Linked DNA regions of Homo sapiens: regions 2, 3, 4 and 5 are each linked to region 1. A link is a loop called in an ENCODE intact Hi-C map of the cell type or tissue named here. Cell type or tissue: IMR-90. All regions are shown on one strand. Each heading gives the region's core, and the rest is flanking DNA. Links, peaks and the distances in the headings are about the cores only.

Region 1 (6,287 bases), core at 532-5,531:
AGGGGTTCTAGAAGGAGGCTTGGCACACTTAGGGGCTTACCTGCTTCTCAGGACTCTCACAAATGTCTAACCTTTTCAGTATCTTTATGTTCTCTCTGTGCACTCTATTTCCCAACACTTCTGGGTTGGTATTTGATGGCTGCTAGGAATGAAGTGGGGCCTGTTACAGGCAGGAAGTAGGGCCCCTGTCCTCCAGCTTCCAACTTTGTCTGCTGCTTCCTCTGGCATCTTTTCTTCTCTTTCCTCCCTCATCAGCATCCTGATGCTACATCTTCTCTCTCCTCTCCTGTGGTGAAACCCTTCTTTTCCGCATTGATCCCAAGTGAAGAGGACCTGAGTGTGAGGCTGAGGAAAGAGTAAGGGAATGTGTCTGGCTTAGCTCTGCTCATCATCCCAGAGAAATTAGAGATCCAGTCTGGGCTGGAGATCTTCTTGTCCATCCTTCCATCCATCTGTCCATCCATCCATTCATTCATTCACCCATCCATCCATTTGTTCATCCATCTGTCTCTCCATCCATCCATCCCTCCCTCCATCCATCCATCCATCCATCCGTCCATCCACCTGTTCATCCATGTATCCATCCAACCATTCACTCAGAAGACATTTATTGGGGCCCCACTCTGTGCTGGTCTCTAGGTTCTGGGAATACAAGGAAGCCTATAATTTGGATCCTGACCTCAAGAAGTTTACTCATCTAATGGTCTAAAAAAAGAAAAAAAAAATCCAGCCCTAAACTTGCAGTTTGAGTCTCAGCTCTGTCATCTATGATTTAAAATACTAATGATGGCTGGCGCAGTGGCTCATGCCTTAATCCCAGCACTTTGGGAGGCCAAGGCCAGCAGATCACTTGAGGTCAGGAGTTCAAGACCAGCCTGGTCAACATGGTGAAACCCCATTTCTACTAAAAATAGAAAAATTAGCCGGGTATGGTGGCATGTGCCTGTAATCCCAACTACTGTGGAAGCTGAGACAAGAGAATCGCTTGAACCTGGGAGGTGGAGGTTGCAGTGAGGCGAGATCCAACCACTGCACTCCAGCCTGGGTGACAGAGTGAAACTGTGTCTCAAAAAAACAAAAAACAAATAAAATACTGTTGATAATGAGGAATAATTATAATTATTAAGCATTTACTACCTGTCAGGTACTTTACACAATTGTCCCCTTTAATCTTCGCAGTAGCTGTATGAAGTAAGGACTATTTTTACCCCCTGCTTTGCATGTGAGGAGACCAGGGCTTACAGCAGTAGCTAACTTAGTAGCTTTGTGACCATGGCCTAGGCCTCAGTTTTCCTCATGTGTGAAATGGGAGGTTGGACTAACTCAGTATTCTCCAAAATTTCCACTGAGGTACCTCTGACAGCAAAGAAGTAAATGTAAGGAACCCACAGTGTTGTCAGAATCAATCCACTCCCAGTCCTTGAAGTCTTGGGGTTTATTGCAAAAATTTATTTGAATTTTGCATTCTCCTTGGCACATAACTGTATTTGTCTTCATAAAAAGATAATGTTTAAAATGACTCACTGGCCAGGCACGGTGGCTCACACCTGTAATCCCAACCCTTTGGAAGGCTGAGGCAGGTGGATCATTTGAGTCCAGAAGTTTGAGACCAAGTTTGGCAACATGGTAAAACCCAGTCTCTACAAAATATACAAAAATTAGCTGGACATGGTGGCATGCTTGTAGTCCCAGCTACTAGGGACGCTGAGGTGGGAGGATCGCTTGAGCCCAGGAGGTAGAGGTTGCAGTGAGCCGTACTATACTCCACTGTACTCCAGCCTGGGTGATAAAGTGAGACCCTGTCTCAAAAAATAAATGAATAAATAAATAAAATTACTTACTGTTCAGAGAAATGGAGTTCTTAGGAAATGTATCGTGCTTGGTGGGTAGTATCTCTGTGGGCCCCTGGGAATATGACTAGGCCCGCCTACCCACGTGGGTGATCTGCAAGGCTCTCCCTGGCTCTGGCACTGTTCGGCTGTGCCTAGGCTAGGATGAGGCAAGTCAAAGGGGGCTTGTGGAATAAGGCCCAGCATTTGCTTTCAGTCCCTGTATTCATGTTTTCTAAGGAAGATTCCTAGAATCTCTCAGGGTTTGCTGGAGAAATGAGCTTGGCAGCCAGAGGCAAATGAAAATCGGAAAAGGCAGTGTATACATGTTATAAGAATAAAATGCTTAGAGGCAAGAAAAGGAGAAATCCATTTAGAAAGGAACAAAATAAAAACTCTAGGGGGTTCCTGATCCAGAAATCTCTTCTGATTTTCAGGCTGAAATTTACACTGTGAAGCTCCAGGGGAGCTTGAAAGGTGATATTCAGAAATGCACTGGGGTGGCTCAGGGTTGGGTCCTTAAGAACACTGTGAAACAGTCTAGATAGGTTTTTAAATGACCACTTCCTCTTCCCCTCCCCTTGGCCTGAAATTGATGTAAGGTCACTTCCCTCCTGCTCCCTCTGCAGCCACTGCCTCTGTCCCAAACAGGCAAAACTGTGGAGTGGCTCTCACAGCCAAAGTGTGGGGAGGGGAAAGCAGGAGGAGCTGGGGACTCAGGGCGGGAGCAGGCGGCAGGGAGCTCCCGGGCAGCTGGCTGTGCATGGCTCCACTGTTCCGAGCCTGACAGGCTCTAGGGAAGTGTGGCCACAGGGAGCTGGCTGAAGGCTCAGGAGAGGCTTTTCTGACAGGCCCAGTTCCAATCACGCCAGCTCCTAATCTACTGATCAGTTTGCTTTCCTCCTGCTTTAAAATCTCTTTCTCCCTGTTCTCCTGGTCCCTAGCCACACCACCTTCACTGCTCTGATCTTATCTATGATCACCTGGCCAATCTACTTAAAGCAGTGAAGTAGACTGAAAATAACCAGACTTTCGGCAAAACTCTTTTTTTTTTTTTTTTTTTTTTTTGAGACGGAGTTTCAGTCTGTTGCCCAGGCTGGAGTGCAGTGGGGCGATCTATGCTTACTGCAACCTCCACCTCCTGGGGTCAAGCGATTCTCCTGCCTCAGCCTCCCAGCCTGGGACTACAGGCATGCGCCACCACACCCAGCTAATTTTTGTATTTTTAGTAGAAACCCTGCAACACGGCGTTTCACCATGTTGGCCAGGCTGGTCTCAAACTCCTGGCCTCAGGTGATCCGTGCACTTCGGCCTCCCAAAGTGCTGGGATTACAGGCGTCAGCCACTGCACCCGGCCTTGGCAAGACTCTTGACTCCTCTCCTCCATCAGGGTCGATTATATTAAATTACACTGACAGAAGAAAGGATTGGATGACTTTTGAAGAACTATTTCAACCCAAAGACAAGCTAAGGAAACATTGAGTTCACTCACCTGGAAGGTCTTGGAGGGCAGGAATTGTAGCTTACCCTCCTTTGTAGCCACACAGAGCCTTACATGGAGTAGGTGCTCAGTATTTTATGAATGTGTGCGTGGATAAATCCATAGTTTGCAAGAAACCACGAATAAGCTTGCCACCTGCTGGTGAACTTGTGAAAGACACCTCGCCGCACCTCGGCTCCCCCAAGTGGCCATACACTGTAATCCTAAGAAAACCCTCAGCTTGGACAATCCTTTCTTTCCAAGGAGCCCTTTGTTACAGGAAGTCCCAATCCAGACCCCAAGAGAGGGTTCTTGGATCTCACGCAAGAAGGAATTCAGGGCAAGTCCATAGAGTAAAGTGAAAGCAAGTTTATTAGGAAAGTAAAGGAATGAAAGAATGGCTACTCCATAGACGGAGCAGCCCTGAGGGCTGCTTTTTGCCCATGTTTATGCTTATTTCTTGATTATGTGCTAAACAAGGGGTGGATTATTCATGCCTCCCCTTTTAGACCATATAAGGTAACTTCCTGACGTTCCCATGGCATTTGTAAACTGTCATGGCACTGGTGGGAGTGTAGCAGTGAGGACAGGTCACTCTCGTCGCCATCTTGGTTTTGGTGGGTTTTGGCATCCTTCTTTACTGCAAGCTGTTTTATCAGCAAGGTCTTTATGATGTGTATCTGGTGCTGACCTCCTATCTCATCCTGTGACTTAGAATGCCTTAACCGTCTGGGAATGCAGCCCAGTAGGTCTCAGCCTTATTTTACACATCCCCTACACAAGATGGAGTTGCTCCAGCTCAAACACCTCTGACAACTTGATACTTATTCATAAATCCTTTTGACTCTAACTCATATCCTACATTCTTAGCAGAGAAGCCAAAAATGTCCTAGGACACTAGTCAGTGAAAAAGGCCTTTGAAAGCCCTGGAAGCTGTTTTGCAACTCAGGACCCTCTCTTCTCCACTGGTAGATGTTCTCTCCCCAAGATCCCTTTCCCTATCCTTCACGCATCCAGACAGAGAAAGCCTGTATTGAGCACCCACTATGTGCCAAGCACTGGGCTAGGTGCCGAGAGATATGAATGGAGAATGGAGACTTTACAGGGAGGGGAGAGCTGAAGTGTGCACCCAGATGTGGGAGAGGAGACTGGCACAGGAAGAGCACCGGGAGTTCAGACAGGGAGAGAACTCCATTGTGGGGATCAGAGAAGGCTTACATGGGAGATGACAGGCTAATGAGCTGGGCCATAAAGGGTGGTTAGGCTCATAATGTATGGAGATGGACAGCATTCTGGTTACCTATTGCTCTGCAACAAACCACCCCAAACTTGGTAGTGTAACAGAGCGGTCATTTGTTTTTCTCTCTCATGGTTTTAGGGTTTTCCCAAGCTCAGCCGATTGTTCTTGCTGGGATCTCTCCTGTGATTACAGTCAAATGAGAGCTGGCTGGATTCTTCACTGAGTCTCCCTTACTCCTGTGGCTGGAGGCTGATGCTGGCTGTCAGCTGGGACCTCAGCTGAGGCTGTTAGCCAGAACCCCTACATGTGGTCTCTCCATGGGGCCTGGACTCTCTCACAGCATGGTGGCTGGTTGCAAGGAGAAGCATCCCAAGAGATAGCAGGAGAAAGTTGTCTTGCCTTTTGAAAACTGGCTTCGCAAGGCCCATAGCAGATCTTCCCCTGTGCTCCACTAGTTGAGACAGTCACGAAGCCCCACCCAGTTTCAAAGAAGGGGACAGAGACTCCATTTCCTGATGTGTGAGTGGCAAGGTTCTGGAAGAGTATGTGGAATGGAAAGCATTATTGCAACCATTTGGGGAAAATACAACTTGCTGCTGGCAGGAAGGTCATTTCAGGCAGAGATCTTCATTGATGGTACCTTCAGAAATGCATTTTTAGGAAAGAAAGTGGTTTTTACAGACTTGGCATTGCTAAGGGAAAACATAAGGTTTTAGAAGTATTTACTGAGCCATCTTCACCAAGACTTATGAGAAACATTTCTTCGAAGAGAAGATGCTGAGGAAGAGGAAGATGACTTTTGAAGTGGACTCCAAGGGGCAGACAGGAGGCTGGGATGGATGGCAGCTCACAGCTGGCAAAGGCAGTGGACTAGCAATCATGGGTGAAGGCCTACCAAGACTGATTCTTAGAGGGGGGAGAATTGACTTTGTGTTCTTATAGCAAGTGACCAGGAATAACCAGATGCTGTGTCCAAGCTGAGTCCTCAAAAACAGTAGTAGGCAGGGGCCAAACCAGAAAGCAACAGTTAACAAAAACTGTATTGTAGCAAGAGAGATAAGATAAGCACACAAGTGTAACCACCCAACGGGTTCACCTTGTCTGCTGCCTAGACAGAGCCGATTTATCAAGACAGGAGAATAGCAATGGAGAAAGAGTAATTCACGCAGACCCGGCTGTGCAGGAGACTGGAGTTTTATTATTACTCAAATCAGTCTCTCCGAGCATTCGGGGATCAGAGTTTTAATTTGGCAAGTAGGGGCTTGGGAAGTGGGGAGTGCTAATTGCTCAGGTTGGAGATGGAATCATAGAGGGTCGAAGTGAGTTTTTTGTGCTATTTTCTGTTCCTGGGTGGGATGGCAGAACTGGTTGAGCCAGATTACAGTTCTGGGTTGTGTCAGCTGATCCACCCAGAGTGTAGGGTCTGCAAGATATCTCAAGCACTGATCTTAGGTTTTACAACAGTAGTGTTATCCCTAGGAACAATTTAAGGAGGTTCAGATTCTTCAAGCCAGAGACTGCGTGACCCCTAAACTGTAATTTCGAATCTTGTAGCTAATTTGTTAGCCCTGCAAAGGCAGACTGGTCCCCAGGCAGGAAGAGGGTCTTTTTGGGAAAGGTCTATTATTAATTTTGTTTTAGAGTCAAATCATGAACTGAATTCCTTCAGGGCAAAGTTATTTCCACCTATGCCCAGGAATGAACAAGGACAGCTTAAAGGTTAGAAGCAAAATGGTTA
Region 2 (6,287 bases), core at 797-5,796, 160 kb before region 1:
TTCTGTAGCCAGAATTCTTAGACTATCACCCAAGGCTCTCCCAGGCCAGCCCCAGCCCACCCCTCCTGCCTCCTGCTGCTTCCCATTCACTCCCTCTACTCCACCCATGACTGGCATCTCCCCAAACACGATGTGCCAGGTTAATCCCACTGTCTTTGTGTTGCTTCTTCTGCCTGGTGTGCCTTTCCCCTGCCTCTGCCTGTCAAAATTCTATTCATCCTTTGAGGCCCAACTGGCATGTCATCCCCTCTGTGAGGCCTGCGTGCACCTGTGTGGAGGCACGAGTCGTGCCCTGGCTTGTGCGTGTGTCTATTTTCCCCTCTGTGATAGTGACTTGCTCCATTTTTTGCCCTTTCGTCATACCTGGTACAGTGTCCAGCACAGAGCACAAACCCAACATGAGCTGAATAGAACAGGAGTCTGGATATAGATGCATAGAATTGCATGTTGAAATGACCTTAAAAGTCTCCCAGGCCTCCCTCCTGCAGCTGACTCTTGAAGACCCATAAACCTTCTTCCACATTGGCCAATCAGCACCCTCCAAGCACCTCCAGGGGAAGAGAACTCAAAGCTGTGCTGGCCGTTAGTCAAGTATCTGGTATTGCTCTGGCTTCTGGGTTCCTACAACTTCCACTCACTGGTCTTGTCTTTACTCACTGGGGCCATGGAGAATCGGTCCAGCCTGTCTTCCCCATGACAATCCTTCCAGTATCTGAACACAGCTCTCTGGTGTCTCTGAGCTTTCTCATATCCAAGCTAAGCCTCCTGAGCTGCTTCAACCATTCCTCAAGGACATGATTTAGTGTCCCTCTTGGTCACCCTTCTCTGAACATGTCTCAGATTGTCACTGTCCCTCTTAAGAACTGGAGTTCTGAATAGGTAAAGGGACATCAGTTGTGGTCTGAGTTGCACCGAATACACCGAATACAGGGCTGGACTCTCTCAGATTTTGGATATCCCAAATCTGTCATCTAGGCCTGGAAATTGCCAGGTTGTGGGATCTCCAAACTCCAATTCCTTGGAAACTCAGGCAAAGGTCTCTTTTGACTGCATGGCACCCCAGATCATCCAGCACCTTCAGCCCATGGTGGATCCTACTGTGCCACCTCCTCAAGGAGGAGCAAGGAAATTGGGCATGGCGTATGTTAGTATTGGGAAATGGGATTCTCCAGAGCCGATAGATCAGCTTCGGGATAAATTTATTCTCAGGTAAGTCTGAATGTGACAGTTCCAGCTGGGGAAGCAGCCCAGATGCCACAAAAAGTGATGCCTCAATGCAACTATCAGGAGATCCCAGATCTACCGCAGAGTCAACGTGTGGCCTTGGAAAAACCTCCTCACCAGCTTCCTTCCTGCTGAAATAAGGGGATATCTGGGGTCCCTGCCAGCCCAAATCAGACCTTCATGTGAGTTTTGTGGAACGGAAATCCCTGCCTTCACTCTGTGATTCTCAGAGCATTGGCGCTCTCAAGGTCTCCTTTTCCCATGCCCATCAGCTTCCCTAGGTTCTCAACAAGCCCCACACACTGCCCCCAGCCTGCCCCAGCTCCCTGGCTAGGACTGAGAAGCCTCCAGTTTGGCATTCCTGCACAGATTCCCACACCCTCCCCCCACCCAGCCTCAACCTCCCTGTACCAGTGGCAGGGAGCTAGAGAAGCCGTGAGTCAGGCTGTCAGAACTGGCCCTGCCAGTTCCACCTTCTGTCTAACCACAGTGTCAGCAAAAGGCGAGTCGAGATTTGGCTAGAAAACTCTGCTGCCACCATTCTCCAGGTGGGCAAGGCAGACAGAACTTCCCTGCATAAACTGAGCCCAAGCACTGGATTCGTAGAAGTCCTTTCCAACTTCCCTCAGCTGGGGAGGACACCTTTTACAATGACCATCAGGCCCATGGGAACTGGTAGGAACTTCCCCCTGCTGGCAGGAACTTCAACTACAGGACTAGATTGGCAGATTTGAGAGAACAAATAGCATTTGAGACTCAAAATAAAAGTCAAGCCATCCAGTATACAGGAGAAATCAAGGTTGGTAAGAACAGCCTCCCCATAGACCCTGGTGAGTTGACGATGCCTGTACCAGCCCTGCCCCCCCCAGAAAGGATTTGGAAGAGAAGCCCCAGCAGATCCTCTCCAACACCACAAGACTCAGCTTCTCACTTAGAAAATGAGCTCAAGGGGTCCTGCAGCATCCAAAGAGCCTTGCATAAAATCTTAGTAGTTGCTATGTGTCTCTGTGTGTGTGTGTCTGTGTGTGTGTGTGTGTCTGTGTGTGTGTGTGTGTGTGTGTGTGTCTGTGTGTGTGTGTGTGTGTGTGTGTGTGTGTGTTAGGGAATTAGATTAGCATTTCCCAAAATGAGTTCCAGAGGATGTTCACAATGCTAAGTGACAAAGGAGGTCTAAGTTTTGGAAACTCTGGGCTAAATGAGTGAATCAGTTTTTTTTACTCGTGATTCTCAGCAGTTTTAACGTGCTCATGTGTATCACAGCAGAGAAAGAAAGAGAAAAAGACAAAGGTGGCATGAAGCCCCTCCCAACTTACTTCAGTGCAGAAAACTTTAACAGAACTCCAATTTCAGAGAGCCAGTTTGGGCAGCCACACTGAGATTGTTTAAGCTTACTTCCAAAGGGAAATTCTGGAATCCCAGACAAAGGCTCTCCTGGAACAAGTCAAATGGCAAAGCAGATGGGCATGGACTGGGAGAGTGTGTCCGCAGACCAAGTGCAACTGATGAGCCCTGCAGGGGGAATTCCAGCATGCTCAGCCTCGAAATCTGGACAGGCTGGTGGACAGGCTGCCATGAAAGTAGGAGTCAAGATATAAGACAGGAGCAGGGCTCGCTGCATTCTTTGAAATGCTCTCTCCTGTCTCCCTCCTGTCACCATCTGAGACAGGCTCCCAGAATCTCTGTCTTTTCAAGGAATGAAGGACCTTTGGGACTGCAGGGTGACCTAGTTCAATACTTCTCAAACTGGAATGTGCACATGGATCCCTGGGGATCTTATTAAAATGCAAATTCTGAGATTCTGCATTTCTACAAGATCCCAGGTGGTACCATTGATGCCGGTCTGCGGGCCACACTTTGAGCAGCAAGGTCCTGGCCAATCCAGGAAGACTTCCTGGAAGGGCAGACTTATAAAAGAAGGGCAACTTGGAGGGAAAAAACACATGGAAGCAGAGCTGAGGCTGCAGAATAATGTGGAAATGGGGAGAGAGTGTGGAAGTGAGGATTGTTTAGAGAGATAGGGAGAACAAGGAGGCCAGGGTAGTCTGGGGGCACGGATTTTACAGTTAGGAATGGGGTGGGAGACACAGACGGGGGGCTGGGAGGTGGATGCTGGGAGGTGGGCAGGGCTCTCTCTGGTCCACACCGGCAGGGCGACAATAATTCAGGTGCAGGGCTCCCAAACCACACCCAGGGGGAGCTCTAATCCCTCAAGAGAGCGATGAAGACTTGGGGCTCCTTGTCCATCCACTCCTTGGAATAGATCTCTGCTGTCCTGGTGGGAGGTGGGCGGGAGGTGGGGGTGTCATCAGCACTGGCGACTCATCTTCCATCACTGTCTGGCTGCACATGGCAGGGCAAGGCCGGCTGGGCTGACTCCTTCTGAGGAAGGAGAAGGTGGGAAGGAGGAAGCCAGACAAGGCTCACCCTAGGCCTGGGGCATGGGAGGAAAGGGAAACCTAAGTTGGAGGAAACTAAGGGCAGGCAGGAAGGAGGGGATGGACATCACAATTAAGGGAAAAGGACAGGGAGCCGGGGACCCTTCCTATCTCCACAATATGCCAAAGATGACAGCAAACGCTTATCTGCTTGTTCCATGTGCCAGGCACTGTTCCAAGCACTTATATTTATAGGAGCTTTCTTTTTTCTTTTTTGAGATGGAGTTTCACTGTTGTGGCCCAGGTTGGAGGGCAATGGTGTGATCTCGGCTCACTGCAACCTCTGCCTCCCAGGTTCAAGCAATTCTTGTGCCTCGGCCTCCCAAGTAGCTGGGATTACAGGCGCCCACTACCACATCTGGCTAATTTTTGTATTTTAAGTAGAGATGGGGTTTCACCATGTTGGTCTGGCTGGTCTTGAACTCCTGACCTCTGGTGATCCGCCTGCCTCGGCCTCCCAAAGTGCTGGGATTACAGGCGTGAGCCACCGTGCCCAGCCCTATAGGAGCTTATTTAATCCTCACCATAACCCAATGAGGTGGTTGCTAATATCATGCCTGTTTTACAGATGAAGAAACTGAGGCACAGTAACTTGACTGAGGTCACTAAATAAATACCTAGTGCAGCTGGGATTGGACCCAGGGAGTCTGGCTTCAGAATCCATGCCCTTCAACACTTTCTAGAATCCAAGCAGATTCTGGGGCACATGTGACTTCCTCCCACTCCCTGCCACTCTCAACCCCTGCCTGAGCAGGATGCAAAATGAGTTGCTGCTGGCGAGGACATTAGTATCCTTCTGTCCCATGTGGCAAGGCAGCCCGGTCTCTTTCTCATGAAAATCTCCTTTCTGACTGGTTCCCGACTCATTCATTCAGAGTGCAGCAGCCCTGGCCTAGACAGCTCCACTAGCCAAAAATGGTGTTTCCTGAACTCTTCAGATTGTCAAATACCCAACTACGCCTGTTCTGGAGCCCCCAAATCTTCTGTTCGGCAAGATTCTCCCTCTGCCCTTTGTGGAACACTGTGTAATATATGCAGTCTATTAAATAAGAGCCCTCAACTTCCTGGGCAAACATCGTTCATTCATTCAGCAAGTAGTTACTGAGGGCTACCGTGTGCCCAGTGAGCAGAACAGACATCCCTGAACTCTTGGATCTTACAGTCAAGTGGAGAGAGAGACGGACAAAAAAACAAGGTAAACAGTGAAAACATATTGTATGTAAAAGACAAAAAGCTCGGAGAGAAAAGTCAGACAGGAGAGGAGACTGGGAGCGCAGTGTGGAAGGGTGGGGGCTGCAAAGGGAGCTACTGTGGCTGGGGCTGGCCTCCCAGGGAAGGCTGAGTGGGGACCGAAAGGAGATTTTGTTTGTTTGTTTATTTTTTGGGACAGAGTCTCGCTCTGTCGCCCAGGCTGGAGTGCAGTCATGTGATCTCAGCTCACTGCAACCTCTGCCTCCCAGGTTCAAGCGATTCTCCTGCCTCAGCCTCAGTAGCTGGGATTACAGGCACCCACCACCATGTCTGGCTAACTTTTTGTATTTTTAGTAGAGACGGGGTTTCACTGTGTTAGCCAGGAAGGTCTCGATCTCCCGACCTCGTGATCCACCCGCCTCAGCCTCCCAAAGTGCTGGGATAACAGGCGTGAGCCACCACGCCCGGCCTGAAAGGAGGCTTTGTAGTCAAACCTCACCCAAGGAGTCAAACCCTAAGTGAGGAGTGTATCGCCTTAAGTGAGGTTTGGCTACAAAGAGCTTTAATTTTTTCTCAGTTACTGCTACCAACTGGGAAAGCCCCTGCCCTGTGGACAGTGAGTGCTATTAAAGGTTTCAAAACTGCACGGCCACTGCTGATTCCTACAAGGTCACATTTTGGTTATTAAGTCTCTGCCCTCATCCATTTCAAACTCCAATCTCCTATTCAACTCAAAGCTCCCCTTCCCCTCCTTCTCCTGCTCAGCATGGACTAAACTTGGGGACAAACCGGGAGCAGGGCTGTGCTCTGCCATCTCATGGGTCCCTGTTCCATGGGCCCCTCTCCTGCTGGGGTGGGCATGGGGCCAGGGAAGGAGCTGACTCCTTCCTCAGTACCCAAGGCTGTCCTGCTGTCTGCCTTGGATAGGTGTCCCTGCTCCTCCAGCTGATTTTTATTTTATTTTATTATTTTATTTTATTATGTCATTGGTTGCAAGACTTTCCTAATGAAGGAAGCAGTGAATTGACCTCTATTCTGGTGCAAACTCCAGGTCTCATGTGGCTTGTCTTCCTGAGTGGCTCTGGTTTAGCAAAGGCTGGATCTAGGTGGGCGTGTCCCTGGTACCTGCAGACTCCTTGTCCTGTTGGAAGGAGGACAGCCAAAGGAGAGCCACAGTGGGGCCTTTTAAAGTGTAGGGCCCAACGCCTGACTCCCAGTTGCCAGGGTCTAAGGCTGGTGCTGGAGAGAACGGTGTGGGGTTGGGGTGGGGAGTGGATCAGAACCTGGGGGAAGGAGGGGACTCATGTAAACAAACCCCACCTACAGTGCACTCTCTCCAAGCCCCCACATTCTACCCCTACTTTCCAAAACTGCCTTCTGCTGACATCACCTCAGATCTACAGTCCCCCTCTCTCCTTCTCCCACACTACCAGCCCA
Region 3 (6,287 bases), core at 778-5,777, 260 kb before region 1:
CCCTCATCCACTAGTTATGGAGTGCTTACTATGTGCCAGGTATCATCTGGGTGCTAAGAGAACACAATATGGCCTAGAGGTGCCCCCAGTTTAGGAGACACTGGCCAGTGGCCAGGCAGTTGCATTATTAGCAGGTAAGTCCTAGCTTAGATAAGCACAGGGTGCCATGGGGGTGCTTCAGTGGGATACCCAACTCAGCCTAGAGGAATCAAGGAAGGCTTCATGGTGGAGGTGGCACCTGAGCAGTGTCCCAAAGGACAAATCAGAAATTAGAGCATCATAAAGGCAAGGAGGAAGTTCAAGATAGAGGAGCCATTGAGAAGTGGGTGCTCTGGGAGAGAAGGAGGTAAAGTTCATGGCTTTTTGTCGATTGGCTGTCAGCTGAGAGGGGCAGTGGTGCAACGCCCTGAGAGATGGGGAAGGTAGAGATGAGCTCATTTTAAACACAGCATGTTGACTGGTGGGAAGTCGGGTTGGGGGATTGGGGTTGGAGATGTGCATTTGGGAGACATCACCATCCCTTTAGTTAGGAGCACGTGGGAGGGGTTGAGGTCGCCCTGGGATAGGTGCCAACTGAGAATAGGGGTGAGCTGATGGGGGGCTCCAAGGTGGACAGAGGGTTCAGAAGCAGCCCGGGGCCAAGCAGCAAGGCTGGTGGGAGGGACACCCATAGAGTGCCAAGGTGGGAGGATCTGCAGAACTGAGTGAGACGTTCTGGGCAGAGAAGGATGCACATAAGCCAAGGCGTGGGGTGATGGTGCTGCCTCCTTGGGGCACTGGAGACTCTGCCCACAGCGGCAGACCTTGGGAGGAAGTGGCTGCTCGTGGGCCCAGCTCATGGAGCCCCATGCCCTCCAGCTCCCAGGCCCCTGCTACAGAAGCTGTAGGCCAAGAAGCTGGCCCAGGAGCAGCAGACACAGCTTGCCCCGCAGGGCCACTGGGAGCAGAGTGCAGAACCGGGCAGCAGGGCCACCATCCTGGAGACCTCTCCACTGCCCTGTGTGGTGACTGACCCGGATTGGGGGTGCTGCTGGGATGTAGAGATAGGGCAGGGATGGTGAGGAAGCCAGGCAGGGAGAGAAGTCTGAAGGGGCTGAGGGAGGGGAACAGCGGCAGGCAGCCAATTTCTCATGGCCACTTCATCACCCACACCACATTGTCCTCATCTGTCGAATGAGGTAATAATACCTGTATCTTGGAGTTGTTGGGGTTAAATGAGGAAACATGTGTGGGAAGAGCTTAGCACCTAGCAGGTATTCAATTGCTGTCAGGCTACTAATAGGCCATTAGTATTAGGCTATTTCTAATAGCAGTAATAACAGGCTTCAATGCCAGGTTGCTAGGAATTTAAATTCCCCAGGGAGCAAGACGTTGGTCCTGGAGAACAGAACCCAAGGGGGAGGAGGGCTCTGCTCCTGTCTCTTGCCTGGAGGAATCCAGTCCTTCAGTCCTACCCTACCCCCTAATCAACAGCACTGTGTCTCAAAGGACCCAACTATGTTGGGAGGTGGGTCAGGGACTCTCCTGCCTCCATGGGGACTCTTCCTGTAGCACCCAGGACCACAGACAGTGCAAGAACCCTGGGCCAGGACACCTGGCCTCCGACCTCAGCTTTGAGAGGCTGGCAAGTCCCTGCCTCATCTGTGCCTCTGTTCACTTCTCTGTGCATGAGAAGGCTGGCCTAGGTGACTCCCAGGCTTCCTTCCTGCTTGTCCTGTGCTTCTGACACCCTCTGGCCACAGTGGGGCTGGGCCTCCTCCCTCCTCCTGGCATTCTACGTGTGTCCACTCCCCAGGTTTGCGCTCTGCTGCCCAGGGGAGGAGAGCACGGCCTGGGCTGGGGCCGGGGGCAGTGTGTCAGGCACCTTCCCAGGATGCCTGTGATGTGGATAACAGCGGGCTAAAGCCAGGGCTGGAGAAGGACCCCAAGCAGCAGCCTCTCCCCTCCTCTATGGGAGGCAGGAGAGGCAGAGCTTCTGTCTTTAGGTGGACAGGAGGTGCAGGGATACAAAATGTGTGAAAGTAAGTGTGGGGCCAGATGCCATGAGCAGGTGGCGATGGACAGTTACAGCAGGCTGCACACTGAAGTGCTTAGGCATTTGGAGCATCTGCTGCATGCCATGTGCAGCACCGGACCCAGGGTACAGCAACATGCTCCCTGTGAGGCTTCCCAGAGGGCTGACTGTACCAGTCAAACTAGTACCTAGTCCATAGAAAGTGCTGGGTGCTGTGGGGCCATATAACACGGGGACCTGAGCAGGCCTGGACTGAGGCCTGGCGGGGCAGAGGCTTCCAGGCTAAGCGGTGAGGGGACAGCATTCCAGCGCGGAGAGGACCATGCAGTGGGAGGCCCGGGAGAGCACCTCTGACAGCCAGAAAGAAGCCCGCGGGGACTGGAGTCCATGGTGCATGGGGAGTGAGAGGAGGGCTTTGAAGGCTGCCTTCCAAGGCGAAGCCAGGGGCTTTAAGGAATTGTCAGAGGTGCTTCCTGGAAGGAGGAGAGGTGGGGCACAAAGGAGTTGGAGCCTTGACCTGCAGTCTGTGAGGGCCCATTTCAGACACCACAGTCAGAACTCAGGGTTTCATTTAATACTTTCCTGTGGGAGCTGCAGCCGCTCAGCCAAGCCCAGCCAAGCCCAGCCCAGCCCAGCCCTGCAGGCAGCAGCCTGGACCTCTGAGCCCAGGGCCCAGTTCCAGCTCGGGAATGCATGGGATTGCCTGGTCTGATTCCCCCAGGGTAGAGAAGGCCCGGACAGAGAAAGGGCCTTGCCCTGAGTCCCACGGTGAGTTAGTGCCAGAGCTGGGCTTAAAAACCAAACTCCTAATTTACATTCTTTCCACTCTCCCCATCCAAGGCTAGCACTTGTCCTGGGATTGAGGCTGTGGACTCCACCAGCCTCTGCTGGGGGAAGCTCTGGGGTTCCTGGATGCGTGGTTCAATGCAGTGTCATGTTTACTAGTTGCGTAGCCTTGGGTAAGTGACTTAACATCTGGAGGCCAGCTCCTCATCAGTAAAATGGAGATAATAGTAGACCCTCCCCCAGAGCACTGTGCGGGTTCAAGGTCACTCCGCATCATGGTGCTGCTGTTATTTCCAGATCTCTTCTCACACCCCTGGTGGAGGTTAGCATGGCGTGGCTCTCCAGCACACCCAAGGAGCAGCTGTGAACACTGTGGCTGAATCAGTGAGGGCCAGCAACATAATGGCCAGAAGCCCCAGGGAGAGCAAAGCAGGGGTTGAGTGGGTGAACAGAGCTGGAGGGAGCAGGAGAGGCCTGGACCCCTTCCCAAGTCCCTGGGGTCAGCCTGCCATCCCAGACATGACCACCAGGTGGCACCACAGGCTTTGCGGCGGGGCCGGAGCCTGGGAGAGGACAGTGGGCCCTTTGAGACCTCTGGGGACAACCTGGGGCAGGGAACAGGTGAGTGGGGTGGAAAGTGGGCTGGAGCTGGAGTGGTGGGCGCCGGCAGGCCATGTCTCTCTGGGAAAGACGGCATGCTGTCCCCAGGAGGCCTGCACCTGGCCCCGGGTGAGGGGTGCCTCCTTCTTCCCCTCCTCAGTGTCCTCCATGGTCCTCAGCCCGGGGTCTTCTGGGTCTTCTGGAGGTCAGGACTCAGGCTCTGGGTATCACAGAGGGTCTGCATAGTGGAGGTCGGTGGGGCGGGCCCTGGGAAGCCCCGGGGTGTGTGTGAGGGAGGGGCTAACTGGCCCTCGGTGCCCCAGCCTGGCGCCACCCTCTCTCTCCTGTGCACCCGGCCCGTTTGGCCTCCTCACCCCACTCCCCACACCCGCCACCGAGCAGCAGCCCCTCTTTCCGCTTCCTTCCCTCACGGATGATGGCGGGATTCTAGACTCCCTCCTCCTCCGCCCCTGCGGGACCCTGGGGACAGAGCAGGTGGAACAGAGGCCGGGCCCACACATCAGACTTCACCTCTTCTTCCCTGGGTCCACAGCTGGGGTTCTCTCTGAGAGTCAAGGAGAGCATGGCAGCTCCCTCAGGACCTGTCTTAGATGACCTGGACAGGACCGCAGAGTGTCCCATCAAGGTACAGGAGCTGGAACAGAGGACACTGAGGCCAGGAGCCGGCACTGGGCTCTCTGGCAAGACATGCTCCTTGGAAGATGGCGTCGGACCCTTTCCCTCCACCCTGCAGCCCTTGGCAGGGGAGCCCGTGGGGGTAGCCAGGAGAGAGGAGAGCGGCCTCAGGGGCGCGGCCTTGGCTGCTGACAGCACTGTCGCACTCCTAGGACATGTGTCCTGGGTGAGGCGCCTGGGATATGGGGCACAGGCTCAGTGAGAGGCCCCGAGGGAAGGGACAGGCTCTCTCCTCAGCAGTTGGCTGCCGCTGATGCTGAAGAAGCCGCCAGGCTGGAAGGGGCTGGAATCCAGTTACTGGGGAGGGCTCCTCCGAGCCCTAAGTGATGGAGTGAGATGGAGTGATCAAAGAGTGATGGAGTGAGATGGAATGATGGAGTGTTAGAGTGAGTTGGAGTGATCGAGGAGTGATGGAGTGAGATGGAGTGATGGAGTGAGATGGAGTGATGGAGTGATGGAGTCAGATAGAGTGATGGAGTAATGGAGTAAGATGGAGTGTGGAGTGATGGAGTGAGATGGAGTGAGATGGAATGATGGAGTGAGATAGAGTGATGGAGTGATGGAGTGCTGGAGTGAGATGGAGCGATGGAGTGATGGACTGAGATGGAGTGATGGACTGAGATGGAGTGATGGAGTGATGCAGTGAGATGGAGTGATGGAGTGACGGAGTGAGATGGAGTGATGGAGTGAGAGAGTGAGATGGAGTGATGGAGTGAGATGGAGTGATGGAGCGAGATGGAGTGATGGAGTGAGATAGAGTGAGGGAGTGATGAAGTGAGATGGAGTGATGGAGTGAGATGGAGTGATGGAGTGAGATGGAGTGATGGAGTCAGATGGAGTGATGGAGTGAGATGGAGTGATGGAGTGAGATAGAGTGATGGACTGATGGAGTGATGGAGTGAGATGGAGTGATGGAGTGAGGTGGAGTGATGGAGTGATGGAGTGAGATGGAGTGATGGAGTGATGGAGGGATGGAGTGAGATGGAGTGATGGAGTGATGCAGTGATGGAGTGAGATGGAGTGATGGAGTGATGGAGTGACGGAGTGAGATGGAGTGATGGAGTGACGGAGTGAGATGGAGTGATGGAGTGATGGAGTGAGATGGAGTGATGGAGTGATGGAGTGAGACAGAGTGATGGAGTGATGGAGTGAGATGGAGTGATGGAGTGACGGAGTGAGATGGAGTGATGGAGTGACAGAGTGAGATGGAATGATGGAGTGAGATGGAGTGATGGAGTGAGATGGAGTGATGGAGTGATGGAGTGAGACAGAGTGATGGAGTGATGGAGTGAGATGGAGTGATGGAGTGACGGAGTGAGATGGAATGATGGAGTGAGATGGAGTGATGGAGTGATGGAATGAGATGGAGTGATGGAGTGAAATGGAATGATGGATTGACGGAGTGATGGAGTGAGATGGAGTGATGGAGTGATGGAGGGATGGAGTGAGATGGAGTGATGGAGTGATGAAGTGATTGAGTGAGATGGAGTGATGGAGTGAAATGGAGTGATGGAGTGAGATAGAGTGATGGATTGATGGAGTGATGGAGTGAGATGGAGTGATGGAGTGATGAAGTGAGATGGAGTGATGGAGTGATGGAGTGAGATGGAGTGATGGAGTGATGAAGTGAGATGGAGTGATGGAGTGAGATGGAGTGATGGAGTGAGATAGAGTGATGGATTGATGAAATGATGGAGTGATGGAGTGAGACAGAGTGATGGAGTGATGGAGTGAGGTGGAGTGATGGAGTGATGGAGTGAGATGGAGTGATGGAGTGAGATGGAGTGATGGAGTGATGAAGTGAGATGGAGTGACGGAGTGAGATGGAGTGATGGAGTGAGATGGAGTGATGGAGTGAGATACAGTGATGGATTGATGGAGTGATGGAGTGAGATGGAGTGATGGAGTGAGGTGGAGTGATGGAGTGATGGAGTGAGATGGAGTGATGGAGTGAGATGGAGTGATGGAGTGAGGTGGAGTGATGGAATGAGGTGGAGTGATGGAGTGAGGTGGAGTGATGGAGTGATGGAGTGAGATGGAGTGATGGAGTGAGATGGAGTGATGGAGTGAGATGGAGTGATGAAGTGAGGTGGAGTGATGGAGTGATGGAGTCAGATGGAATGATGGAGTGAGATGGAGTGCTGGATTGATGGAGTGATGGAGTGATGGAGTCAGATGGAATGATGGAGTG
Region 4 (6,287 bases), core at 497-5,496, 64 kb before region 1:
GCACTCATTCACACTAAAGTGTAAGTAACAAGACCTGGCTTTTACCTCCCCTGGAGCATTTATGTTTTACCAGGACAGCGTCTGGTGGTGGAAAGACAGTGGAATTTGAAGCTTTCTGACTGTTGTGCCACTAATATGGTTTGGATGTGTGTCTCTGCTCAAATCTCATGTGAAATTGTAATCTCCAGTGTTAGAGGTGGGGCCTGGTGGGAGGTGGTTGGATCATGTGGGTGGCTTTCTCATGAATGGTTTAGCACCATCTCCTTGGTGCTATCCTCGTGATAGTGAGTGAGTGATGTGAGTGAGTTATCACAAGATCTGGTTAATTAAAAGTGTGTAGGCTGGGCACGGTGGCTCACGCCTGTAATCCCAGCACGTTGGGAGACCAAGGCCGGTGGATCATTTGAGGTCAGGAGTTCAAGACCAGCCTGGCCAAGATAGTGAAACCCCATCTCTACTAAAAGTACAAAAATTAGCCAGGCATGGTAGCATATCCCTGTATTCCCAGCTGCTCGGGAGGCTGAGGCAGGAGAATTGCTTGAGCCTGAGAGGCAGAGGTTGCGGTGAGCTGAGATTGTGCCACTGCACTCCAATCTGGGCAACAGAGTGAGACCCTGTCTCCAAAAAAAAAATTTTTAAGTGTGTAGCACCTCCCCTCTCTCTCTCTTCCTCCTGCTCCCACCATGCAGGACGCCTGTTCCCGCTTTGCCTTCTGCCATGAGTAAAAGCTCCCTGAGGCCTCCCCAGAAGCAGATGCTGCCATGCTTCCTGTACAGCCTGTGGAACCATGAGCCAATTAAACCTCTTTTCTTTACAAATTACCCAGTCTCAGGTATTTCTTTATAGCAGTGTGAGGACGGGACTAATACAGCTATCAACAAACCAGGTGACCTTGGTCGGATTATTTATCCTCTCTGAACTTCAGACTCATCTATAAATGGGAACAATGACACTACCATCGCAATTGTTGTGAAGGCCAAATAAGATAATGTCAATGAAGAGAGCCCTGTGAATCATCAAGAGAGACGTTGGCCTTTTAATGAAACTGAATGAATAAAGTATTCATGGTAGAAGTTTCAGGCATGAGCAGCGAAGATGAGGCTGGTGATGTGTCTGTGTGTACTCCTGGAGGGATCCCACCTTCAGGCAGCTGACCCCCACATGAAGCTTAGGGGCTTCAGGAGAATCAACACGAGAGCTTATACACCAGGGAACAGTATTAACTGCAATTGCTACAATGCCACACTTGACATATTCAAGCCTTGGAGAAAAACTGTAAGTACGGTAGATTCTTGTTATTTGGGTAGTTACATTCTATAAAGTCTCTGGGAACCCAGAATTAGCAAGTACTGACCAATTGCTCCTAGTGGAAATACAGGATTATGTTCTTGCAAGCCTGTGATCACAATGTTTTTTATCAATTTTTAAAATTAGTTTGTGACTGGGCATCGTGGCTCACGCCTGTAAGTAATCCCAGCACTTTGGGAGGCCAAGGCAGGCAGATCACTTAAGGCCAGGAGTTCGAGACCAGCCTGGCCAACATAGCAAAACCCTGTCTCTACTAAAAAATACAAAAATTAGCCGGGTGTGGCACATGCCTGTAATCTCAGCTACTTGGGAGGTTAAGGCACGAGAATCTATTGAACCCGGGAGGTGGAGGTTGCAGTGAGCTGAGATCACACCACTGCACTTCAGCCTGGGCGACAGAGAAGACTCTGTCTCAGATAGATAAATAAATAAATAAATAAATACATAAAATCAATGTATAACCTTGTATTATATGTGTTTCTGTTTAAGGACACCTTATTTAGGCATTGTGGCACTTGTCTGTAATCCCAGCACTTCAGGAGGCCAAGGTGAGGCAGGAGGATCCCTTGAACTTAAGAGTTTGAGACCAGCCTAGGAAGACCTCGTCTCTACAAAAAACTTTTTAAAAATTAGCCAGGCACAGTGGTGAGCACCTGTGGTCCCAGCTACTCAAGAGGTCAAAGTGGAAAGATCTCTTGAGCCTGACAGGTCAAGGCTGCAGTGAGACGTGATGGCACCAGCTCACTCCAGCCTGGGTGACCAGAGTGAGGCCCTCTCTCAAAAAAAAAACAAAAAGGTGTCATATTTAATATTTATTGTTGATTCACTAACATTGAACTCACAGCCAACAGACTATAACTCATACCTGCACAAAGCTTATCTAACACATAGATTTTCTCCACAAGGCACATCACAGCCTTCTTGCACTAAGGAACGCCAGACAGCACTTCAGCACTATGCTTGGTGGCAATTTTGAACAGTAAAATCACCAACAAAAACCACAGATATGAAAAAAAAAAAAGGCACTAAATAGACCAAGAAAAGGACCCTTGCTTACTGGATGAGAACTGAAATGAGAAGCCAAAGTGTCATCTTATTTGTCTCAAGTTTTTTGACACTCTGTATAGCTGCCAGCGATCACAGCTCCACAAGTATTGATGTGGGGGTTACAAATAAATTTCAGCAAGTACACTCAGTTGCAAATATGAAATCCACAAATAACAGGGACCAACTCTGTTGCTCTCATCATTCTACAGAGCAAGAAACTGAGGCTTATCAAGATAAACATCTTGCACCCAGCCAGCAAATGGGAGAGCCAGGATTCAAACCCCATACATGAAGCTTCCACGCCCAGGATGTTAGCACTATTGCACACTATTGCTTCTTATTTCACAAATAACTCCCTGAGGCCCAGAGAGGTTGCTGAATCACCTAAGGTTCCACAGGTGCTGGGGGCAGTGTGGGGGCTGATCCCAAGCCCTGGATCCATGGACCCTCCCTTTCATGAACTGCCTGACCTGCCTGTGTTGTGCCATCTCGCCTCTCATAATCTTTCTCTCCGCCCCCACCCAGGGACCCTGGGAACAGTTTAGGGAGTGGGGAGCTGGGGTCAGACGAGTCATCCTGTGGGATGGAATCTGACTGCTCCTTAAGCAGCTCAGGCAGACATCTAGGTGGGTGAGTGCAGGTTAGGCCACCAGGGGGCAGCCCCACCCTCCCCGCACCCTACATCCGGCAGCTCCCAGCACACACAGGGCGCGCCTCGACCGCCAGAGTGGTCCAAGAAAAGGCGAAAGGACAATGGGGTAATTGATGCAAATGCACCATGAAAGACAAATTGTTCAGATGAAGTGCATTCCGGGCTCCTGCCAAACGCCCAGGGTGTGTGGAATTTCAAGGAAAAGCTGAGTACATTTAGGCCGTCTGGCTGGGCCACTGTGCCCCCTGACCCAGCTTCCAGCCTGAGCCACAGCTCCCTTCCCTGGAATGTTGCAGGCTTGGCCTGGGCTCCCAGCGGCTGACCCTGGCATGGGGGTGGGGGGGCAGTGGGAAGGGACGGAGCAGGTGGTGTGATGGGAGGACCCTGACCTTTACTGCAAAAAGGACCCTGGCACCCACGCTTTCAGACGGCCTTCGGGCCTCTCGAATAAATTCACCACACATACTCCATCCCCACTCCCAGAGCTGCTGTGAATGCTGGCACTTCCTCTTACTCCCTGGGTGGCCTCAGGTAAAGCCTTCCTTCTCTTTGAACCTGTTTTCTCATCTGTAAAATAGGGGTAATCATCTTTTGCATTTATACCCTACAGGGTTGTGAGGATCAAATGAGAAAGGTCAGGAAACTTCTGTTCCTTTCTATTCAAAGAAGGCCACTTCTCAAGCTCCACAAGAAGCCACCCAGAGCAGCCAATCTCCTGCCTCCCCCAGACTCCAGAAACCCAAAACTTGCTACCCAGCCTCACCCCTGGCTCCCTGGAGACCTCTGGGTGACCCTGGCCCCAGCACTGGCCCTGTAGAAAGACTCTCAGCCTCCCTCCCATCACAAGATCTGAACTTCCGACCACCCCCCAACGCAGAGAGGGTGGAGCAGGATCTGAAGCTGAGGCCTGCACAAGGGCCCCTTGTCCTGCTGGGCAGCCTGGCACGATCTGTCCTGTCCCAAGGAGGCTCGCTGGGACTATTGTCTTTGTGTTGTGGCTTGGGGGAGGGGCAGATCATGGTTCATCAGGGCCAGGCCAGAGGGACGAGGCTCACACTCCAGCCCATCTCCTGGAGTGGCAGGTTTTGATACCTTCCTCCCACTCCACAATGGCCAGACATGTGCCAGGATTTGTTCTGGATCCTTCCAGGCTGCTGGGTCCCATTGTTAATCAAGGTGCCTCCGCACCCTGCTTCCTGCCATTGCCTGCCTGAAAAAGCTCAGTTTCCATCTTCTATCTTGATAATCCCCATCCCATCCTTGTTCCTTCCCTGTCTTTATTATATGAATTATTTACTAAATCATGCAATGCACCTAACAGAGTACTGACCCACAATTACCTTTCAACAAAATGCTAGTACTGCCCAGCTACCATTCCAAGTCACTCAGGATAAGGATTTATTTTATTATTATTTTTATTTTATTTTATTTTATTGAGATGGAATCTCGCTCTGTCACCCAGGCTGGAGTGCAGTGGCACTATCTTGGCTCACTGCAACCTCTGCCTCTGGAGTTCAAGCGATTCTCCTGCCTCAGCCTCCTGAGTAGTTGGGATTACAGGCACTCACCACCATGCCTGGCTAATTTTTGTATCTTTGGTACAGACGGGGTTTCACCTTGTTGGACAGGCTGCTCTCGAATTCCTGGCCTCAAGTGATCTACCCACCTCGGCCTCCAAATGTGCTGGGATTACAGGCGTGAGCCACCACGCCTGGCCGAGGATTTATTAGTAAAACTCCCAAGCCTTTGCTCTGGACCCCATATTCCCATTTTTGCTCCCTTTCCCTCCTGTTGGCCCTACTTCTTCTACGGTGCCTTCAGCGTCTTCCTGCAGCTGTGCCAGGGCCAGTTTTCAGGTCCCACAGACCTGAGCTCTGATCCCAGCTCCCACACTACACAATCTGCAATTTTGAGCAAGTTACATATTAAACTTCCCTGATTCTTAATTTCCTTATCCACAAAGTGAGAAGGGATTATCTCTGCTACAGGGGGCAAGTAAGATCAAATAAGATAGTGGTCATGAAAACCTCATGAAAATTTATTACCAGGCCACACAGCAGAGATTTTATTACAATCATCAACGTGCTAATGGATGGCCTTCCCACCCACCTGGAGATAAGAGTATCCTCTTCCAGCTTCTTGGAGACTATAATAATAATTATCCTTATTATTATTAGGTGTGTAATGACTTAACTTTACTGAGAATTTTCACACCCTTCAAAATGTTACAACATTCCCAAAGAGATCCTGTGTTAGAAGAGGTAGGGGAAGAAAAATAATTTTGGAAAGCTGGAAACTTCCAGCATCACTTGGGTCATTTACAAATAATTTGTTTTCTGCCAGAGATAACCAAGGTCCTCACATCCTGGACACTTACAGTCTAGCAAGGAGAGGGCTGCTAGATTTCAGCAGCCCCGCCCTGGGGCCAGTGTACAGTTATTTCCAGTGGGTCCGGCGTTCATCCCAAAGCCCAGTATAGTCTGGGGCTAGACAAAGGCCTTTCGGATGCCAGCGACGACCAAAGAGGAGGCTCATGCACCCCAGGCAACACCCTTCCTGCCCTGGTCCTGACAGCCACACCAAGGGTTAACCAGACCCAGCCCTTCCTGGCTACTGGCAGGACAGGCAGGCTTAAGTCCCCTCAATAAACAATAGTGGGGCCACTTGCCAGCACCACACACATGAGCAAAAACTCTGCTTGGACCTGAAGAGCCCCCTCACCCCACCCCTTCCCAGCTGCTCAGGCCCAGGGAGGGGTTCGCAGTTCTGGAAAGGGTTAAGTCTGCAGGAGGTGCCTGGGACCCAGCTGTTTCCTGTGGGCAGGGGCGGGGGATTTACAGCCTCCCCCACCGTGGGGCTACCAAGCCTGTGTTGGGGAAGGATGCCTCTGAGTCCTTGCTCTGAGGCCAGACTCCCGTCATGCAGCCAGGGCCTCCCACGCAGGCGCCAGCAGAAAGGAGGGGGCAGGAAAGAGGAGCCTCGGGATCCAGGAGAAAGCAGGCTGGCCTCTGCAGAACAAAATGGGCAGATGGGGAGCTGGCCCTGTCAGTCCCGGGCCTCACCTCATTTGGAGACGGTAGCCTGTGGCAGGGAAGTTGGTCTGGGAGTTCAGGCACTAGGCTTCCATTTCAGGTGAAAATGTGATGTTATGCTGCTCTGTGCCTCGGTTTCTTCCCTGCTGGGCACACCCTTGGTGGCAGCCCCCACAAAGTGTCCACTTCCTTTATTTCTTTTTTTTTTTTTTTTGAGACAGAGTCTTGTTCTGTTGCCCAGGCTGAGT
Region 5 (6,287 bases), core at 627-5,626, 77 kb before region 1:
CCTGGGCAACATGGAGAGACGTCGTCTTTACAAAAAAGTGCAAAAATTAGCCACGCGTGGTGGCACATGCCTGTAGTCCCAGCTACTCAGAAGGCTAAAGTGGGAGGATCACTTGAGCACAGGTGGTCGAGACTACAGTAAGCTGAGATCAAGTCACCATACTTTAGTCTGGGCAACAGAGGGGCACCCTGTCTCAAAAAAAAATAAAGAGATGAGAAAAGAAAAAGAAAAACTGTTAATTGGACTTGACTATTTTCTCAAAAATGAACAAAGTAAGCCTGTAACTTTTTTTTTTTTTTTGAAACAGAATCTTGCTCCGTCACCCAGGCTGGAATGCAGTGGCCCAATCTCGGCTCACTGCAGCCTCCACCCTCCAGGTTCAAGTGATTCTTGTGCCTCAGCCTCCCGGGTAGCTGTGATTACAGGCATGCACCATCACGGCCAGCTATTTTTTGTGTTTTTAGTAGAGACGGGGTTTCACCATGTTGCAGGCTGGTTTCAAACTCCTGACCTCAGGTGATCCTTCAGACTCACCCTCCCAAAATGCTGGGATTACAGGCATGAGCCACCGCACCCAGCCTAAGCCTGTAACTCCAAGGAAAACAGTTCAGAGTACTTGTTGCCAATTATAAAATTCAAGCTTTCCAACAAAAATTTGAATCTTGAAAAGTTCTATCTGCCATCATGAGCTTGACAGGTTCCCAAACACGTAAAGACTTTTCAGATAAGATCAATGGTGATATTAAGAATGTAATTGTTTATCATTGTTTAATGTATGAAATGCATCAACATTTGGAAAATATGCATAACTCGGAACATCAATATCCTCCAAATGACCAAGGCATAATGTCACAAAATCCAGAGTATTAAAACTTTATTGATAGGTTTCAGATTGTACATTGTAGCTAACCCTTAAGAAACTCCCACTTATCGAGTTTTGATGTAGTACCCAAGAATATCCACAATTCTCTGAAAATGCTATTAAAATACTTCTCTCAGCCGGGCACAGTGGCTCACTCCTGCAGTCCCAGCACTTTGAGAGGCTGAGGTGGGCGGATCACGAGGTCAGGAGTTCAAGACCAGCCTGGCCAACATGGTAAAACCCGTCTCTACTATAATACAAAAATTAGCTGGGCATAGTGGCGTGCACCTGTAATTCCAGCTACTCAGCAGGCTGAGGCAGGAGAATCACTTGAACCAGGGAGGTGGAGGTTGCAGTGAGCCAAGATCATGCCATTGCACTCCAGCCTGGGCAATAGAATGAGAATCTGTCTTGAAAAAAAAACTTCTGTTTTCTGACTACATATCTATGCAAGACTAGATATTTTTTTGTTGTATTTCTAACAAACAGATTGATTGCAAAGCAGATATGAGAATCCAACTGTTTTCTATTAGGCCAGACAAGTAAAAGGATTTGTAAAAATGTAATAAAATGCCACTCTTCACTAGGTATTTCTGCTCTGTAATTTTATCACAAAACCTTTTATTTATATTAAATAATATTTTATTTGTATTTATTTTTTACATTATAATGTATAATATATTGTTACATTATTTATGACATATAATAAAATAAGTTAACATGTAAAATGGACTTATTATAGTTACTAAATGAATTAATATATTTTAGGCTGGGTGCGGTGGCTCACACTTTTAATCCCAGCACTTTGAGAGGCCGAGACGGGCAGATAACTTGAGCTCAGGAGTTCAAGACCAGCCTGGCCAACATGGTGAAACCCCTGTCTCTACTAAAAATACAAAAATTAGCCAGGCGTGGTGGCACATGCCTGGAATCCCAGCTACTCAGGAGGCTGAAGCATGAGAATCGCTTGAACCCAGGAAGCGGAGGCTGCAGTGAGCCAAGATTGTGCCACTGCATTCCACCCTGGGCAACAGAGCAAGACTCTGTCTCAAACATATATATGTTTACCTTTTTTCTCAGTTTTAATTTCTGATATGGAGAATATTGATAGATTTAACTGACTTAAACAAAAGGTCTTTGGAGTCCTTAACAAAGGGTGTAAAGCGGTCCTGGGTCTCCCTCTCTTGCCTAGAGTGTCACAAACTCCTAGGCTCAAGCGATCCTCCCACCTTGACCACACAAAGCATTGGGATTACAGGTGTAAGCCACTGCACCTGGCCAGGCGTATAAATGTTTCATTCAAAGTTGGTGACCCGGGGCTGCTACACTGAGACCTGACTTTACACCCTTTATTATTAATCTGAGAACAACATTCTATGTTTTTAGCAGATTATTATTGTTATTATCCTGATTCACATTATCATCTACAAAATAACATAAAAGATGAAATAATCAAGAAAACATAAAGTATGATTTTTAATTATGTCCAATGGCAGCCAATAACAGGATTCAACCAATAATTTTTTTTTTAAGACGGAGTCTTTCTCTGTAACCCAGACTGGAGTGCAGTGGTGCAACCTTGGCTCACTGCAACCTCTGCCTCCCATATTCAAGTGATTCTTCTCCCTCAGCCTCCCACGTAGCTGGGACTACAGGCGCCAGCCACCACGCCCGGCTAATTTTTGTATTTTTAGTAGAGACGGGGTTTCACCGTGTTGACCAGGCTGGTCTCAAACTCCTGACCTCAGGTGATCTGCCCACCTTGGCCTCCCAAAGTGCTGGGATTACAGGAGTGAGCTACCGCACCCAGCCCAAGAATTTTTAATATCCAAGTTATTGTGTGTAAGATCAGTCATTGCTAGTGAGCTCCAGGTATTTTGTGGTTTAATAAAATGCCCTGAAGGCACTGCATGAAACAGTGGCATTATAAAACTGTGAATTTTGTTTCAGTACTCCGTGTGGGTTATGTGAGAAAAACCTGGCATTGGCTGACCTAGTCCCGGGAGCTGTATTTCTATTCCTGGAATAAAGAGATAAAGTTCTTCTTCTTGCCACCAGAGGGAGCATTGGTGAGCCTTGGTGCATGTGTGTGCATGTGTGTGCGCGTGCCTGTGTGTGTGTGTGTGTGTGTGTGTGTGTGTGTGTGAAGAGAGAGAGAGAAACAGAGAGAGAAAGGGAAAGAACGTGTGGGTGACTTGTTTGTGACTGACTATATGCCTGAGATCGCTTGGGTGTGAAATTTTCAAAGTGGCTGATTGTATGTGAATGTCCCTCCTCCCTCCACCCACATGATAAACAATCAAAAGTGTTTCCAGTCCCAGCCTCTTATTCATCACTCCCTGAACCTTCCCTGCACGCTTGTTCACAGCTAGGTGATCTGGGTGGATTCCAGGGCTAAAGCTTGGAGAGCAACAAATACAGTTCATGTGAGAGAAGCGTCTTGCAATGCAGTTACTGTAACTCCAACATAGTTGCTTTGGACCTGTCTATCTTTCTTAAAGTGAGGTCTCCCTGTAATCCCAGAATTCCCTTGAGGATCTAAGTGTTCTATGGTTCTTAACTTTTGGAAGGGGGTTCAAGCTTCCTTTGAAAACTTTTGCAATGCAAAAGCATTCACACACATCATTTTGAAAAGCCAAAAGCTATTCCACACCAATTCCAGCGGGCTCAGAGACCCTCTGGAACCCATTCAAGGACACACATGGGAAGGAGGCCTGTAGTGTGTGCACAAGTGTCTCTAAAGACTTCAAGATGCTTCATCCCAGGAAGAGACACCAGCTGCAGTAGCCCCTGCTCCTCTCTGGGCGTGGCCAACAGTGACACTGAGAAGTGGAGAGAGCTTGGAGAGAAGGCGGCTGACCCTAGAGGGAGGTGTGGAGCCAGGAGTGAGTGGATGGTCCCTGATGCCTCAGGAGACCGAGGTATGAAGAAAATTCCCGTTTCCACTATTGAAGGATATTGAGGTTCCCAAGGTGCCTTGCGGAGTCCAGGGAGCCAAGAATCTCACAGCCTGTAACAAAATGATATTCACTCCCAACTCCAGGTGCAGCCACCTCAGAATAATTCAGGGGGTTCAGCCTGGAGTGAAGTATACTCTTGCTATACCCTCCCTGGTATCCTCTCCACCTACCTTGATAAATGTGAATTTTTTGTGATGCAGTCTAAAATCCAGACAGAAGGGAAGCCTGCTTTTCCTGCCTTGTTGGCCACATGAATATATAAAAACTCCCCAAACATTTATAATACATGCAATAACGTGTTTTAATGTCATACTGAGAAGGTAGTGATTAATTCTCTCAGAGGGGACTCAAGAGAAGATTTGCAGGGGGCATAAGCCCTGAGCCAGGTTTTGTAGGATGTATAGGAGTTCATCAGGCAACCAAGGACAAAGGGCACTACAGACCCAAGGAACAGCCTGGCCACGGCACAGTGGCCTAAGAAAGCATGGTGTGTGGGGAACTCTAGCAAGTTTACTCTCACTATGGAAGAGACGAAGGTTAAGAATAAGCCCCAAGGGGCATGGATGTGTTTTGTTTTGTTTTGTTTTGTTTTGTTTTGTTTTGTTTTGTTTTGTTCTTTGGAGACAGAGTCTCACTCTGTCATCCAGGCTGGAGTGCAGTGGTGCAATCTTGGCTCACTGCAACCTCCCCCACCCCAGTTCAAGCGATTCTCCTGCCTCAGCCTCCCGAGTAGCTGGGGCTACAGGTGCCCACCATGCCTGGCTAATTTTTGTATTTTTAGTAGAGATGGGGTTTCACCATGTTGGCCAGGCTGGTCTCGAACTCCCGACCTCAGGTGATTCACCCTCCTCAGCCTCCCAAAGTGCTGGGATTACAGGTGTGAGCCACCACACCCAACCATTGATGTGTTTTAAAGGGAGGCAGAGGAAGAAACTCAGAAGAGGAGAGAAAAAGAGACAGGGCTAGAATAAGATTAGTATGATGTCACAGAAGTCAAGGGGAGACAGAGTCCTGAAGGGACTATTAATATAGTTAATTAATGTGATATTATTAATTTTATTAATAATTAATATAACACTAAAGTCCTCAAAACCCTCTCTGGAAAAAAGCATAGGCCACAGATCCTACCGTGGTTTGTGTTTCTTTTTCCTAAGCGTGTCCTCAACCTTGGCAAAATAAACTTCTAAATCGACTGAGATCTGTCTCAGACACTTGTTGGTTTACAAAACATACAATGCAAACAACAGAACAAAACATCAAAAAACTATGATTAATATTTCCAAAGACAGAGAGATAATATTGCACCCATGAAATGGGAAGAGAATCCATACAAAAAAGGAAAAAATAACATTCAGAAAACAAAAGGAACTCTTTCTCATTCTTTTTTTTTTTTTTTTTTTTTTTTGAGACGGAGTCTGGCTCTGTCGCCCAGGCTGGAGTGCAGTGGTGCGATCTCGGCTCACTGCAAGCTCCACCTCCCGGGTTCACGCCATTCTCCTGCCTCAGCCTCCCGAGTAGCTGGGACTACAGGCGCCCACCACCACGCCCGGCTGATTTTTTGTATTTTTAGTAGAGACGGGGTTTCACCGTGTTAGCCAGGATGGTCTCCATCTCCTGACCTCGTGATCCACCCGCCTCGGCCTCCCAAAGTGCTGGGATTACAGGCGTGAGCCAACGCGCCCGGCAAGAACTCTTAATAATTAGGAATATGACAGCAACAATAACATGTTAATTGGAAGGGCTAGAAAATAAAGTTGAAGAAAGATTCCAGAGGCACAAAAAAAGGATGGAAAATAGATCAAGAAAGATAAGAAAATTCAAGATCATCCAGGAAGTCCAATATTTTACTACTTGGAACTCCAGAAAAACAAAACAAAGAGCTGGAAATGGAGATAGTTACCAAAGAAATTGAACGCACAACGTTCCAGGGGCTAGGGCTTACCAAGTCCCAGCTGTATTATTCACAAAGACCTAAGGCACGGGAGACAAAGAGAAGACACTTGAAACTTCCAAAGAGAAAAATGGGTCACATACAAAAGATTCAAAGTTGGATAGTTTTAGGCTTCTCAAGAGCAACACAGGAAACTAGAATACAATAGAAAAATCTCTTTAAAAAATTTTTTTTTTCTTTTTTTTGAGACAATCTCCCTCTGTCACCCAGGCTGGAGTGCACTGGAACAATCTCGGCTCACTGCAACCTCCGCCTCCCGAGTTCAAGCAATTCTCCTGCCTCAGCTTCCTGAGTAGGAAGGATTACAAGCACGCACCACCACGCCCAGCTAATTTTTGTATTTTTAGTAGAGATGGGGTTTTGCCACACTGGCCAGGCTGGTCTCAAACTCCTGACCTCAAGTGATATGCCCATCTTGGCCTCCCAAAGTGCTGGGATTACAGGCATAAGCCACTGCACCTGGCCCAAAAATTCTAAGAGAAAATAATTTTCAACTAGAATTCTATGTATGCCC

The links. A loop is a pair of places that touch in the nucleus more often than their neighbours do. Peaks named below come from ENCODE experiments on the same cell type or tissue, not always from the same donor. Only the 100,000 strongest peaks of a DNase experiment are listed, where the experiment ranks them.
Region 2: it touches region 1 in a loop (12-fold over the local background); 5 of 110 quality-filtered maps call a loop at or near these places.
Region 3: it touches region 1 in a loop (18-fold over the local background); 12 of 110 quality-filtered maps call a loop at or near these places.
Region 4: it touches region 1 in a loop (7-fold over the local background); 87 of 110 quality-filtered maps call a loop at or near these places.
Region 5: a loop joins it to region 1, with 8 times the contacts of the local background. A loop is called at or near these places in 84 of 110 quality-filtered maps.

Annotation. Positions count from the first base shown.
Region 1 is chr1:201,509,657-201,515,943 of GRCh38, forward strand. All of the region lies in intron 1 of CSRP1-AS1 (CSRP1 antisense RNA 1), which reads left to right. It overlaps LOC124904484 (a long non-coding RNA gene), which reads right to left. Exons shown (of 2, transcript XR_007066793.1): 2 at 68-345. Among named protein-coding and RNA genes, the nearest start is that of CSRP1-AS1, 5.6 kb to the left of the region's middle. RefSeq lists a silencer at 2,330-2,409 and an enhancer at 2,560-2,769. In IMR-90, for the core only: a CTCF peak has its summit at 3,487 (motif pointing left); a DNase peak (open chromatin) is centred at 3,485; H3K27ac peaks cover 426 bases.
Region 2 is chr1:201,344,873-201,351,159 of GRCh38, forward strand. No RefSeq gene overlaps it. Among named protein-coding and RNA genes, the nearest start is that of TNNT2, 30 kb to the right of the region's middle. RefSeq lists enhancers at 1,623-2,123, 2,234-3,218, 3,503-3,642. In IMR-90, for the core only: CTCF peaks have their summits at 1,917 (motif pointing left) and 3,408; DNase peaks (open chromatin) are centred at 1,909 and 3,449; H3K27me3 peaks cover 1,842 bases.
Region 3 is chr1:201,251,405-201,257,691 of GRCh38, forward strand. No RefSeq gene overlaps it. Among named protein-coding and RNA genes, the nearest start is that of PKP1, 29 kb to the right of the region's middle. In IMR-90, for the core only: a CTCF peak has its summit at 3,327 (motif pointing right); no DNase peak of the experiment used is centred there; H3K27me3 peaks cover 831 bases.
Region 4 is chr1:201,445,271-201,451,557 of GRCh38, forward strand. No RefSeq gene overlaps it. Among named protein-coding and RNA genes, the nearest start is that of PHLDA3, 21 kb to the right of the region's middle. RefSeq lists enhancers at 2,736-2,855, 5,926-6,045. In IMR-90, for the core only: a CTCF peak has its summit at 3,017 (motif pointing right); a DNase peak (open chromatin) is centred at 3,001; H3K27ac peaks cover 181 bases.
Region 5 is chr1:201,432,944-201,439,230 of GRCh38, forward strand. No RefSeq gene overlaps it. Among named protein-coding and RNA genes, the nearest start is that of TNNI1, 14 kb to the left of the region's middle. In IMR-90, for the core only: CTCF peaks have their summits at 2,932 (motif pointing right) and 3,729; DNase peaks (open chromatin) are centred at 2,948 and 3,168; H3K4me3 peaks cover 229 bases.